Linked DNA regions of Homo sapiens: all the other regions are linked to region 4. A link is a contact called in ENCODE Hi-C or POLR2A ChIA-PET data. All regions are on one chromosome and are shown on one strand. The core of a region is the stretch at or near the end of the contact, and the rest is flanking DNA. Distances in the headings are between cores, read along the strand shown. Region 1 has its middle 95 kb from the start of FN1. Region 2 has its middle 70 kb from the start of FN1. Region 3 overlaps FN1 (fibronectin 1). Region 4 has its middle 75 kb from the start of LINC00607.

Evidence for each region. A loop is a pair of places that touch in the nucleus more often than their neighbours do. ChIA-PET counts read pairs that join two places held with the same protein, here RNA polymerase II (POLR2A). Pooled maps may share reads with other maps.
Region 1: a loop to region 4 is called in a map of PC-3, with 8 times the contacts of the local background. The contact joins two enhancer-like sites. A Hi-C loop is called at or near these places in 5 of 168 maps with a recorded cell type or tissue (A673, IMR-90, PC-3 and 2 more) and 10 of 50 pooled maps. POLR2A ChIA-PET finds 5 or more read pairs at or near these places in 2 of 52 experiments (activated T-cell and naive thymus-derived CD4-positive, alpha-beta T cell).
Region 2: a loop to region 4 is called in a map of HepG2, with 9 times the contacts of the local background. The contact joins two enhancer-like sites. A Hi-C loop is called at or near these places in 2 of 168 maps with a recorded cell type or tissue (Caco-2 and HepG2) and 6 of 50 pooled maps. POLR2A ChIA-PET finds 5 or more read pairs at or near these places in 2 of 52 experiments (A673 and Caco-2).
Region 3: a map of PC-3 shows a loop between it and region 4 (15-fold over the local background). The contact joins two enhancer-like sites. A Hi-C loop is called at or near these places in 4 of 168 maps with a recorded cell type or tissue (Caco-2, HepG2, PC-3 and 1 more) and 3 of 50 pooled maps. POLR2A ChIA-PET finds 5 or more read pairs at or near these places in 2 of 52 experiments (both HepG2).

Annotation. Positions count from the first base shown.
Region 1 is chr2:215,529,765-215,533,181 of GRCh38, reverse strand. No RefSeq gene overlaps it. Among named protein-coding and RNA genes, the nearest start is that of FN1, 95 kb to the right of the region's middle. Within about 2 kb of position 1,686, at least 4 of the 41 ENCODE cell types and tissues checked have a DNase peak (open chromatin) inside an H3K27ac peak, as active enhancers do; they include PC-3, where a contact is called at or near this core.
Region 2 is chr2:215,504,194-215,507,632 of GRCh38, reverse strand. No RefSeq gene overlaps it. Among named protein-coding and RNA genes, the nearest start is that of FN1, 70 kb to the right of the region's middle. Within about 2 kb of position 1,937, at least 3 of the 41 ENCODE cell types and tissues checked have a DNase peak (open chromatin) inside an H3K27ac peak, as active enhancers do.
Region 3 is chr2:215,409,336-215,412,302 of GRCh38, reverse strand. It overlaps FN1 (fibronectin 1), which reads left to right. Exons shown (of 46, transcript NM_212482.4): 14 at 2,189-2,369; 15 at 2,564-2,740. Among named protein-coding and RNA genes, the nearest start is that of FN1-DT, 25 kb to the left of the region's middle. RefSeq lists a silencer at 1,123-1,417. Within about 2 kb of position 1,267, at least 6 of the 41 ENCODE cell types and tissues checked have a DNase peak (open chromatin) inside an H3K27ac peak, as active enhancers do; they include PC-3, where a contact is called at or near this core.
Region 4 is chr2:215,916,858-215,920,007 of GRCh38, reverse strand. No RefSeq gene overlaps it. Among named protein-coding and RNA genes, the nearest start is that of LINC00607, 75 kb to the right of the region's middle. Within about 2 kb of position 1,532, at least 4 of the 41 ENCODE cell types and tissues checked have a DNase peak (open chromatin) inside an H3K27ac peak, as active enhancers do; they include PC-3, where a contact is called at or near this core.

The DNA of each region.
Region 1 (3,417 bases), core at 437-2,936, 390 kb after region 4:
TGACTCACAGTTCCACAGGTTGTACAGGAAGCATAGCTGGGGAGGCTTCAGGAAACTTTCAATCATGGCAAAAGAGAGAAGGGAAAGCAAGCACCTTCTTCAAATAGTGGAGTGGGAGAAAGTGAGAGAGCAAAGGGGAAGTGCTACACACATGTAAACAACCAGATCTTGCAATAGCTCACTCACTATCAGGAGAACAGCAAGTGGGAAATCTGCTCCATATGATCTAATCATCTCCCACCAGGTCCCTCCCGCAACACTGGAGATTACAATTCAACATGAGATTTCAGTGGGGACACAGAGCCAAACCTATCACAAAATCTCTTCCAGAGATATTTCAAGATCCTGCTTTCAATTCCATTTTGAGATATTTCAATTGAATTTCAAGATATTTCAAGTCTCTGCTTTCAATTATTTGGGGTATATACCTAGAAGTAGAATTGATGAATCATATAGTAATTCCACTTTAAAATTTTTGAGGGACAACCATACTGTTTTCCATAGTGGACATGCCATTTTACATTCTCACCATCAGTGCAGAAGGGTTTCAGTTTCTCCACATCCTCACCAACACTTGTTATTTTTTGTTTTTGTTTTTACTTAACAATAGTTATCCTAAATATGAGGTGAGATGTCATTGTAGTTTTCATTTGCATTTTCCTAAAGATTAGTGAGTTTGAACATTTTTCACAGGCCTATTGGCCATTTGTATAACTTATTTGGAGAAGTGTCTTTTCAAGTCCTTTGCCACTTTTGAATCAGGGTGTTTATTGTGATTGTTGTAGAATTTTAGAATTCCCTATATATTCTGGATATTAATCCTTTATCACATATATAATAAAATTTCCCCATCTCATGCTAGTTAACAGTGACAATAAAAACATTAAATCATAAAAAAAGAGTGAGAGTGATTTCACCAGTCAAGTGACTCCTAAAAATTTCTAGTTTTACCTTAAAGTCAAATAGAATGCCAATACAAATGTCTCTTAAGGCCTGACATTAGTTAAGATATATTTGCTTATTGGAAGGTAAGGGAAAGGGCGATGTGAATGGGGAAAGGTGAGTGGCCACAGGAGGGCATATTTATGTAAAAATATTTTTTGAAAAACCTACACGCCACAGTTAAAAAATCTAGTAAGTGCTCAGGCTGATGGTTTTAATGTTCATAATAGATCCAAGAGATGCATTTGTGATATTTCCATCCTTATACCTCCTGGTAGAATTGCATGTTATCTACTTACTTAATATTTTAATATTCTAATCTAGGCTTTTTTCATGAATCATTATATTAAACCAGTGCTCTTAATAAAATTGTCAGGGCCTCTGTTTATAGAACCAAACTGGTGGGACTTACCAGAATCCACTAACCAAGAAAAGAAAACAGAAGTTCTTTTCTTTAAAATGAGGCAGTGGTATTTACAAAATGGCTTGAGAGCAGTGTTGTCAACCCCTGAAATTATTCTGGACTAGATTAAATGTTTTTGCAAGATATTCTTCAAGTAAAGAAAGAGATAAGGGTCATTTCTTTGAGTGATAGGGAAGTTCGTCTAACAACATAACTTGTCAAGGAATAATTCTCACTCTAAATATTTTTCACACAGAATGGTGACTCACAGATCTGGGATCGGGGAAAAGGAAAAAATTGTGAGAAACTAAACAGACGTCACCTTTTTCATATTTTTGAGCTTGACTGGTAAGCCTGACACATTTTCCTAGCTGGGTAGTTGATTCCATGAAAGACACCTTTGTTTTATGAATCTAAAGGGGAGAGGAATGAAATGCCTATCTTATCTCTTCGTGAAGGGAATAATAACTACTATATCTAAAAATATGAATCGCCTCAAAATATCTCTATGACTTTCACAAGAAAATGCATATTTAGAATTGTCATCTTTTTTCTTAAAGCTCAAGTTTCACACAATCATCTATGAAGGTTTGTACATATCCAAGTCATTTCTGTCTTTCCTGTTGCTAAGGCTGAAAAAGGCTATCTGGAGATTCTACTCCATTTCTCTTGAGACACAGTCCAAGATAGTAGTCCTTAGTTGATGGTGAAAACACACTGATTCCAAGTGACATATAGATAAGTGATGCTCTATTAGGCCCTAAAATTGATTTTTCCCAGTAAACTTAAGGCAGAAATGCATTTCTCACGATGCTGCACTTTCCCTACTTTTTTTCTGCAGTGCCGAGATAGGCATTCTGTCTTCACCCACTCCTGCAAGTTCACATTCGCACACTCAGTTTACCTCAACTCTATGCACCTCTAAGTCATCAATCAGATGGGCAACCAGAGAATTAACCTCTTGATTTTTAAAAACAAAGTTTGTTGAACCTAAATGTCCAACAAAAAGGATTTGTTTTAAAATCCTGGTACATTCTAACAATGCAGTGCCTTTCAGTCATTTAAAATAATGCTGAGTGGACTATTTAATGATGTGGAAATATGGAAAAAGGTCCATAAACTATTGTGAAGTGGGGGGAAAGGCAGTTATCAAATGGTGTGCATAGAAAGTAATTATATAAATATAAATACACACAAAGTTACAAATGTCTGGAATGTTTTAGCAAATTAATGGTGACTTTTCTCTTGCATAAATAGATTTTTACTTATTTCAGCTCTACATGTACTTATTTTCTCATTTAGGAATCAAGATTTCACATGGCACCTCGAGGACAGGATTATTAATAGCCTTTGTGTCAGCCTGATGGTAAAGCTTTCTCTTTGAATCCTTTGTATAGTTGCTTTTCCTTCAGAAAGACCATCCCATTTACTCATCATGTGGTGAGTAAGCATAAGCAATCAAAATACAAGTACTATAAATATTGTAATTAGAGCCTCATCCTCTCGGTTAGACCCTCCCTAGCAAACACACCTCTCCCTAGCAAACACATTGTTTATATATTACTTTGATATTCAGAAAGAATTGGAACTGTGTCTGTAACCAGAATCTCCAAGGAGAACTAAGATGTACTGAGCACCTAACGTAATACATTCCTAGTGTTTTATATGTAGGATTGGTGATCGCAGATTTTAAGTTATGTGCCCAAGGTCACTTGGCTAAGTGACGAAATGCAGATTCAAATCCAAATCTGATTAATTGCAAAATTCTATGCCTTTCCCCCAGCAGAGAGTAAAGTCTCTAAAATATTTCTTGAGTACCTACTTTATGTCAGGCACTACCTATATAGATTCATTTGTTCCTTAAGATAACCTTGATAGGTAGTTATTGTTATCCTCAATTTACAAATGGGGAAACTGGTGTTCAGAGTGTTTAAACAATTTTTCCAAGATTACACTAGTGCTGCAAGCTGTACTCAGATTCATCTACAGTCAGGTTACACATAAGGACATTTGAATCTATGGTGGACCACAAATATGATGGTGGTCTTGCATGATTATAATGAAGCTGTCTT
Region 2 (3,439 bases), core at 688-3,187, 410 kb after region 4:
CAAAGTCAAGAAAATAGAAAGACATTTTCACTGAAAGGGAGAAAAATCTGCACCAAAAACACATGTGGCTGAATCACATCCAATGGACAGCCTCTGCAGATTTTATTCTTTGACTTTAAAAATATTCAGTGTTTGTAATTTTTTAAAGTTTGCTTTATCATAGAATTCTTTAATATTCAATCTAGAAATCAGCCAAACTAGAGTGCTTAGTAATTTACTACAAGGAAAGACCAAAGACTTTTTGAGAGTAACAAAAAAAGAAAAAGAGGAACTTCCTACAACTGGATATTCTTAAAGACAGCTCACTTCCTGCAAACTCAATGAAAGGGCACTATACCAATATACTAATGCAATTGCAGGTATGATTTATATTTAACTTCATAACTTTTGCAAATCTAAGGAACTGGAAATATAGGCAATATAAAAGAGTAGAGAAGCTAAACATTAGGCTGCAATACATTTTTTGTTTTATACTTGATGTTAGTGAAGTAGACAGTCAATAATACACAAGAATTCAAAACCAATCAAAATGTGAGCAGGAAGGGTGCATACCTGGAAAACACCTGTTTAGGATCAGACAGAAATAAATACAAATTCTTTTTTTTTTTTTTTTTTTTTTGCCACAACTGGCTACACAGCAAGTTACTGTGTATCTCTGAGCCTTAGCTTCCACAACTATAAATGGGAATTGTACAACTTCATTCTCAAATTCAAGAGATAACATATATTAATCAGCAGGTTGAGTCTATGAGTGAGTAACACATGTTCACTATTATTCCAAAAAGAGTCACCCTGGCCCATTCCTTTGACCCTGTGCTTGAATCAACATACCTGTTCCATAATAAGGTGAGCAGCATCTGGCCTTGGAGTTTCACAGACCCACAGCCTTACCACACTCTCTCTCTTTCATCTCACTTTCTATCATATTCACAACCTATTTTAGTATATCAGTGACACATAAGAACTAAGGATATAATAATCATGAAGGGTTTTAAGTTTAAAATACTAACAAATTTTATTTTCAGAAACAGAGTTTAAAGAAGAGGCAAACAATTCATTGCTGCTTTCTTTTTCCTACCTGCATTCTGTCGGACTTGAGCTACATTAAAAATCCAGCTGTAGGCATCAGAAATCAAAAACATTTTTACACAAAGGCACCCCCTTCAGGCTCCTAGTTCCTGCTACTGCCATTTCTTTTGGGTAAACATTCCACACTCCAGAATTTGATTTTCTCTCTTTGCTCTGCCAACACTCTGCACTGTTTTCTCAAAATCTAGTTAACAGAGTAATCTGTAACTATTAAATCTGTTCGATGAATTGTGTAAACCTGCTGATGAGGGATAGAGGCTTTTGGGGGCACCTTCTTCCAGATACCACTGGTGCTCTACTAAGATGCCTTAACACAACTGAATATTCTCCAGCTAGAGGCCCTACCAGGCTGCTCGAAGAGAAGTTTTTTTTTTTGCCTAGTGAGCGTTTCTGGCTTTTTTTTTTTTTTTTTTTTTTTGAAGCGGAGTCTCACTCTGTCGCCCAGGCTGGAGTGCAGTGGCGTGATCTCGGCTCACTGCAACCTCCGCCTCCCGGGTTCACGCCATTCTCCTGCCTCAGCCTCCCGAGTAGCTGGGACTACAGGCGCCCGCCACCACGCCCGGCTAATTTTTTGTATCTTTAGTAGAGGCGGGGTTTCACCGTGTTAGCCAGGATGGTCTCGATCTCCTGACTTCGTGATCCTCCCGCCTCAGCCTCCCAAAGTGTACCTTTTACATTATAAATTCATCACGCCTGTTACTCTGCCTGAATATAGATTAAAAGAACCATTCAGAGCCCACAGAAAAAGTAAAAGTAAAAAGAAGCAAGGTTTGCTGACTCAGGGAGAGTCTGAAAGGCACTTTGGACTTGGCCCTATCTCCCTTCCCACCTCTTTGTCCTTATCTACTCCCCACCTCCTCCTGAAAGCTGCCAGATTGTGACTGTATTTTTGACCCTAGTTCTTCTGAAATTCTTGTGCAATGAGTTTATTACTTTCTTCTGCTCTTGCAGTTTCCTCTCATATTCTTTCAAAACGTTTTCTTATGAAATTGTCTTATTCACCCGATTGTAGCCAGCCTACCCTTCTAGAACAGAGGACTCCCATTCTTTCCTGTTCTGTATTTTATCTAAAGCCAATTCCAATTCAGAACCACCTCTATTTCTAAATTTTGATTATACATTAATACGTCTTGTAACATTCCCCATTTGGCTCCTCCAACCCATTTTTTTCTTCCATTAATTGATACAGATCTGAATTCAGAAGTGGTCTTCTAGTGGACTTTCCATAAGTACAAAATATTTATTCCAGCCACAGAGGTTTGCATAACTTTACATCTTGCCTTTGGTATTTATGTCCTCTGTTGGTGAGAAAGTCTGAAAATTTCCCAATGTTCTTGTGAGTTAAGGACACCTCAAGAGCTATTTCAATAAGGTGATTTTCCTACTCCACGTTTGTTTAACATCATGCATGCAATCTAGTATCCTATTTAAGAAGATATTGTCTGTGGATGAGATAGAAGGCAGGGAACAAATTGACTTACTAAATCTTTAGGCAGTAAATAAAGACTTCTTCTCTGAGCTCTTTACCACAAACACAAATAACCCTAAACCCTCATATCCATGTTAATAAATCCAAAACTCCCCTTCTGTCCAACACAGACGATGCCTGTCTTTTCCTAGCCCTTGGAAACAACTATTTAATTACCTGTGTAATTCTCACCAAGTTATTACCCTTTGCCTTATCAGAAAATGTTTTCTGCTCTGTCATTTGGTTTAGTCAGTGTGTTTTTCTTGGAAAGTTTCTGTTTCTGTGTCTCCTGTACCCCCAGAAGACTCACTCTTGGAGTCAGCACATGACATTTTTTTCCAAGTGCAGAGGAAGGGCTCTGTGGCCCCTGCAGAAGAACCACAGCTGTGGCTCTGTGACTTACAGGTGGCGAAGAACTTGAAGGGAGAACAGCCAGGTCCCACTGGCTATTCTGGGATGTTTGAATGACTCAATAACCATTATTCATTAAAAAGTAGGTTCCTGCTGCACTTCTGTCCAGAGAAATCCACAAGGTGCCCATGTGAGAGGTAATTTGGATACAAATCATACCTGCTTTGCAAAGCACCTACCCTTATGGCTTTCAATTTAAGGACCTATTGGAAACCAATGTTCCATTTTGTTCCATCTATGGGCATATTACTGAATATGACAGGCCTCTCCTAAATGACGTTTATTCATACCCCTTGTTCAACCCTACTTTCAGCTCCTGTATGATGACTGCCTACTTCTTTGAGGCTTCCCAGGATCTCCTAAAGTGATTCTTATCATATGCCACATAACCCAAATTCTAAATCAGATCTTCCTAAACAATACTTTCCAAATTTTGTGGAAGTCTATCTAAGAATTTTCATGATACCCACA
Region 3 (2,967 bases), core at 18-2,517, 510 kb after region 4:
TAAAGAGGGGAATCGTGTCTTTCTCATTGGCTCAATGTAGTCTCCGTAGAGTCTAGAATGCTTCAGCACCTGGCACACTGCTTAACAAATGGTGAATGAAAAAAAAAAAAAGAAAAGTCATTCTTTTTCTTCTTTCACCCTATGTCCATAATCTGGCCATTTGCAGAACTTGATGTCCAGTGATCGAAATCAACAGCATCAGTGCATCCAATATCTTCTAGTCTCTCATCTTCTTATTACATCATTAATTTTATTTACTTTAAAATTAAGGATATCCAAAGTATTATGTGAGACCATTGCAATGGGAGACTTAAAAGTGGTATAAAATGTACTTTGGGCCAGGCGCAGTGGCTCACGCCTGTAATCCCAGCACTTTGGGAGGCCAAGGTGGGCGGATCACGAGGTCAAGAGATCGAGAGCATCCTGGCCAACATGGTGAAACCCCGTCTCTATTAAAAATACAAAAAAATTAGCTGGGCATGGTGGCGCATACCTGTAATCCCAGCTACTCGGGAAGCTGAGGCAGGAGAATCGCTTGAAACCAGAAGGCGGAGGTTGCAGTGAGCCAGGATCACGCCACTGCACTCCAGCCTGGGCAACAAGAGCGAAACTCCATCTCAAAAAAAAAAAAAAAAAAGTACATTGAATTGGAAAGTCTTCAAAAAGCAGCAGTGATGAATTTTTTGAGATTTTTAACAATTACAAAAATTCAGGGTTTTTTCTAATGGATGCCACCTGAGACTTTATTTTCTGTTATTTTCTTGTAATAACTAACCAAACAAGCTCATGTTGAAAAATGATTACTAAATTTGAGCTAATTGCAATGACTGGTTTCAAAATTTTCCACAGTGTATTTGAGTTAAAATTTCACTGTGAAGAGTACTACGATCACTCTCGCTTATTCCAAAAATATAAATGGACACTTGAGTATTTGAATTATTGAGGAAATGGTTGACTGGGTAATTTTTAAAAATCACTGGGCACAAAAAATATATTTTGACTTATATTAGTTTAGAGTATTTACACTTGAAAGAGTCTCATCTTTTCTGAAGGGTGTTTCTTTCATACACATTTTATTGCACTGAGTTTTGTGACCCATGGCATATTAATGAAGCTGAACAGGATGTGAAATATAAACTGGAAGCAAAAGATTAAATAAACCAAAATTGCATTTTTTCTGTAGTCTTGTCCAAAATTGGGTAACCACTTCTGATGGGGTAGCTCATATCCAAGAATGAGTCACAAAACCAGACTCGTTGAACCTGGTATATGATGAGTCACAAAGCAACATTCTGCCTTTGTTTTTTCAGGACAAGAAACTTGAATTGTATCCCACTGAGTTAAAAGATAAAATATATGGCATTGGCATTTCTGTACTTCAGAGAGGAATATATCTGTTTGTGGTAGGAATAAAAAATAAGTGAGAGAGGCAAAGCTTAGGTTCATCATATTATGTTACTGATATAACACAATTAACTTGGTAAAAGTGAAGGTGTGGGTGGGCGTGGTGGCTCACGCTTGTAATCCCAGCACTTTGGGAGTCCGAGGCGGGTGGATCACCTGAGGTCGGGAGTTCGAGACCAGCCTGACCAACATGGAGAAACCCCATCTCTACTAAAAATATAAAATTAGCCAGGCATGGTGGCACACGCCTCTAATCCCAGCTACTCGGGAGGCTGAGGCAGGAGAAGCGCTTAAACCTGGGAGGTGGAGTTTGCAGTGAGCTGAGATTGAGCCACTGCACTCTAGCCTGGGCAACAAGAGCAAAACTCTGTCTCAAAAAAAAAAAAAAAAAGTGAAGGTGCCCAGTGTCTGCAACTATGTCACCCCGGGCATATCACATATCACTCTGTTTTTCCGTCTGTAAAACGGGAGCAACAATGCCATTGCCTTATCATCAGAAGGATATGGAGACTAAATGGGAGAATGTAGGTAAACAGCACAGAGTATGGGTATCAGTAAGTAAACTGCAGCAGTTTGTTGATGTTAACAATAGTTAGCATTATATCTAACTATATCTAACGATATAACCATTGGGAATCCAGTTTTCCATGATTTTCCTCTAGAATGGAGCTGCCTAAGTCCTGCTTAAGTCATTTTTCTTTGAAGATTACTGAACATCATCTTCAAATGTTCATCCTTGTAAACACGTGTGTGTGTGTGTGTGTGTGTTAATTTAAATTTTCAGAAAAATTCTGTAGGCCGTTGGAAGGAAGCTACCATACCAGGCCACTTAAACTCCTACACCATCAAAGGCCTGAAGCCTGGTGTGGTATACGAGGGCCAGCTCATCAGCATCCAGCAGTACGGCCACCAAGAAGTGACTCGCTTTGACTTCACCACCACCAGCACCAGCACACCTGTGACCAGTATGTACACAACCACCCTCATGCCTCCTACCCCCGAGGTTCCTAGAGCTAGGCTCTCCTGAGGCAATGCTTTCCTTCTCAATTCATATTCTTCCAGGAGGGGCACCAACGTTTTTTAAAATGATGTTGGCGACGAGGACGGTAAATTTTCTAGATGACTGAAGGCTGACTTTCCCCTTTCTGTGACTCTCTAGGCAACACCGTGACAGGAGAGACGACTCCCTTTTCTCCTCTTGTGGCCACTTCTGAATCTGTGACCGAAATCACAGCCAGTAGCTTTGTGGTCTCCTGGGTCTCAGCTTCCGACACCGTGTCGGGATTCCGGGTGGAATATGAGCTGAGTGAGGAGGGAGATGAGCCACAGTACCTGGGTAAGCTCAATATGTCGCTCAAGACAGGTTCAGGGCAGCTGCTGGAAAACTCTCCTTGTGGGGGTGGGTGGCCTCTAGGCAGGTGGTATCTGTGGTTTGGAACTGGTTGACAGCTCAGACTGAACAAACCACCCTCTGGCATGAGGAAGGGAAGGACTGACTCTTTCTAAGAAGTGGCCGGGTTTTTCCCAAGCCACTGTCACATGTTCCTGGTCCCTGATGCCAGC
Region 4 (3,150 bases), core at 283-2,782:
GGTTCCTGCCTTGCAGGTTTTTAATAGGTTTTAAGCTTATTCATAGGTTTGTGAACAATCCAGAACATTGAATGAAAAAGGACTGGCAAGAAGAGGATGGACATGAAAGTAGATTTTATTAGATTACAGATATTAAGATTCTTGTCCTGGATCATTTTTGTCATCTCTGCAAGGACGATCAGAGCAGAGCCCTGCTGCCCTTGCAGGAAAGAAAAGCCTCTGCAGCTTCTTTCCAGCGTCTTTGAGAAAATTTTTATGTCGCACGATCTGCTGACTGCCACTTGGTGCCCTGTATGGATTTTCTAGAGAGTTTGATGGGCAAGAAGAAAATATGCAGACGCTTCAGAATCCATGACACACGTCTATTTTCCAGCGTTGGCTCTGCCATAACCCAAAGAGAGGTTTCAAAAACAGAATGAAAGCATGCACTACTATAATAAAGTGGAATGTTAGGGGAGAAAAAAGAGGGTAGTGGAGAACATATGGTTCTACTGCATGAAATGCTGAGTGTCTCTTGCACAGGCATTTGCATGCAGGGCCAGATACGTAATGTGCAGGGCCCAGGGCAAAAGGAAAATATGGGGCCTCTCATGCAAAATTATTGAGAATTTCAAGATAGTGAAGCAGAGGATTACATCAAGTACAGGAACTGTTCTGAGTATGGGACCCTGCTCATGTGCATAGGTTTCACCCCTATGAAGCCGGCAGTGTGTTTGTGTGTGTGTGTGTGTGTGAGAGAGAGAGATGGAAACAGAGACATACACAAATATACACATGAGAGAGGGAGGAGCTTTCTTAACGTTCTGTTTTTACTGCTTTACATTTTAAGGCAGAGATTCTCAACCTTTGCACTAACTACATCTTGGAACAGATAAATCTTAGTTGTGGGGGTCATCATGTGCCTCACAGGGTGCTCAGCCTTCTCCTTCTTATTTACCCACTACATGCCAGCAACACCTCCCAGTGCCAGTTTTGACCATCAAAAATATCTTCAGACACTTGCCACATGTTTCTTTGTGGGGCAAAATCACCCTGGTTGAGAATAACTAAGATAAGATTTCCCACATTCCCAAAGAGAGCTTAATGGCCTTTCTTTCTTTCTTTCTTTCTTTCTTTCTTTCTTTCTTTCTTTCTTTCTTTCTTTCTTTCTTTCTTTCTTTCTTTTTCTCTTTCTTTCTTTCTTTCTTTCTTTTTCTTTCTTTCTTTCTTTCTTCTTTCTTTTTTTCCTTACCCAAGCATGAATAAAATATGAAAGACTCGAGCCCAGTGGGTGCAAAATACCGACTATCCATACAAGGCTCATCTGGTTTGGGGTGAAGGCCCATCCCGGTTCTTCATATGCGCACCTTGTTCTGGCTGCCTTGGGTGAATATGCATTTCACAGATTGTCTGTTCTCTGAGCCCTGAAAATGTATCCTTTAATCTTCAACTCAGAAAACCCCTTGACTCTGGAATGAGACACCAAAGGCCTTCCAGTGACAGGCTGGGAGAGAGCTGTTTGGATTGCTAATTTGTTTTCACTCTTTAGTCTGTTTTTCCTTCGTGCTGATGTTCCTCTTTAGACCTTGAGTATGAATAATTCTGCATAGCCTGAGGGGAGAAGCAGGAGGCCTGCTTGTAGAGTTGTTTGTACTGTAACGAAATAGAAAGTTTAAAAGCTTACTGAGCCTGAGCAGTTGAAAAGGGAGGGAGGTCTAGTAAGCACTTTCAAAATTACTCATAAAACATGACAAATTCTGGATGTCTCTTGGTGGTCAGGGAAATGAATTGCCCATTTCACTTAACAAAGGCACCCCCAAGCAGAACAGCTCCCCGAATGTCCAAGGCAGAGAAAAGTCCAAAGGCAGAGAGGTCCAATGAAGAATGCTCATCAAGATAGCCTTCCTAACTCTGTATTTCATGGAACTGTGAACTTGAAAGCCAAAGTAAGCCCTGACATTTTCTGGCTTGTGAGTAGTAACTTGATAGCTACTGTGTGAGATATCTCACTTCTCCTATTTCATATTCAGAGGGGTTCTGGTCTGGAGATGGTTGGACTTATTAAAACTTAATGACTCCTGGCTAACACACGGTGAAACCCCGTCTCTACTAAAAATATAAAAAAATTAGCCGGGCGTGGTGGCGGGCGCCTGTAGTCCCAGCTACTCGGGAGGCTGAGGCAGGAGAATGGCGTGAACCTGGGAGGCGGAGCTTGCAGTGAGCCCTGATGGCACCACTGCACTCCAGCCTGGGCGACAGAGCGAGACTCCATCTCAAAAACAAAAACAAAAAAACAAAAACTTAATGAGAAAAACTTTAAGGACCTTACGCTTGAGTGCTTTGCTGAAACTTTAGTTGCGTTAACTAGCCACAGGCTGGACGTCTCCTGCAGAACAGTTGTCCTGAAAATGTACAGGTTTATTATGTGCTGCATGGCTACATTGTATTATAAATACTCATTTATGTGAAAGTGACCCTTTCAAACTGTGAGCTCTTTGAGGTCTATGAATTCCCAGCAAATAAAACAATGCCTACCCTATAGTAAATGCTCAATTAATGACCTGAACTCATTTCAAGCCATAAAATAGATGAGATGAAAGAGTGGGGATCAGTTAAAAACATCCTCATTAGTTCGCACCACTGCACTCCAGCCTGGGCAACAGAGCGAGACCCTGTCTCAAAACAAACAAACAAACAAAAAACATTCTCATTAATGGAAGGACAAATTAGCAACCTGTCATTTTAATAAAAGATGAAAGGCAATACAGAGTGGCAGAATAGAGTTTTAACTGCTCTTCCTCCCCTTTCACCGAAGGGATCTTTGACTACTGGAAATAGCATAACACACTCGAATTTTGGACTGATGGATCACGAATACTAGCACTGGGAAGATTTATTTAATTTTTGTAGCTGTAATATGCTGAGGGAACAAAAGAATTAAAATATTCTCCTCTTCTCCTTTCAGATAGAATTGGCTGCCTAAGAATCTGCCCTAAGTGTTACAGGAAAGGGGTCCCGACCTGTACCCCAAGAGAAGGTTCTTGGATCTCGTGCAAGAAAGAATTCAGGGTGAGTCCATAGAGTTAAGTGAAAGCAAGTTTATTAGGAAAGTAAAGGAATAAAGAATGGCTACTCCATAGAGCAGCCTCGAGGGCTGCTGGTTGCCCATTT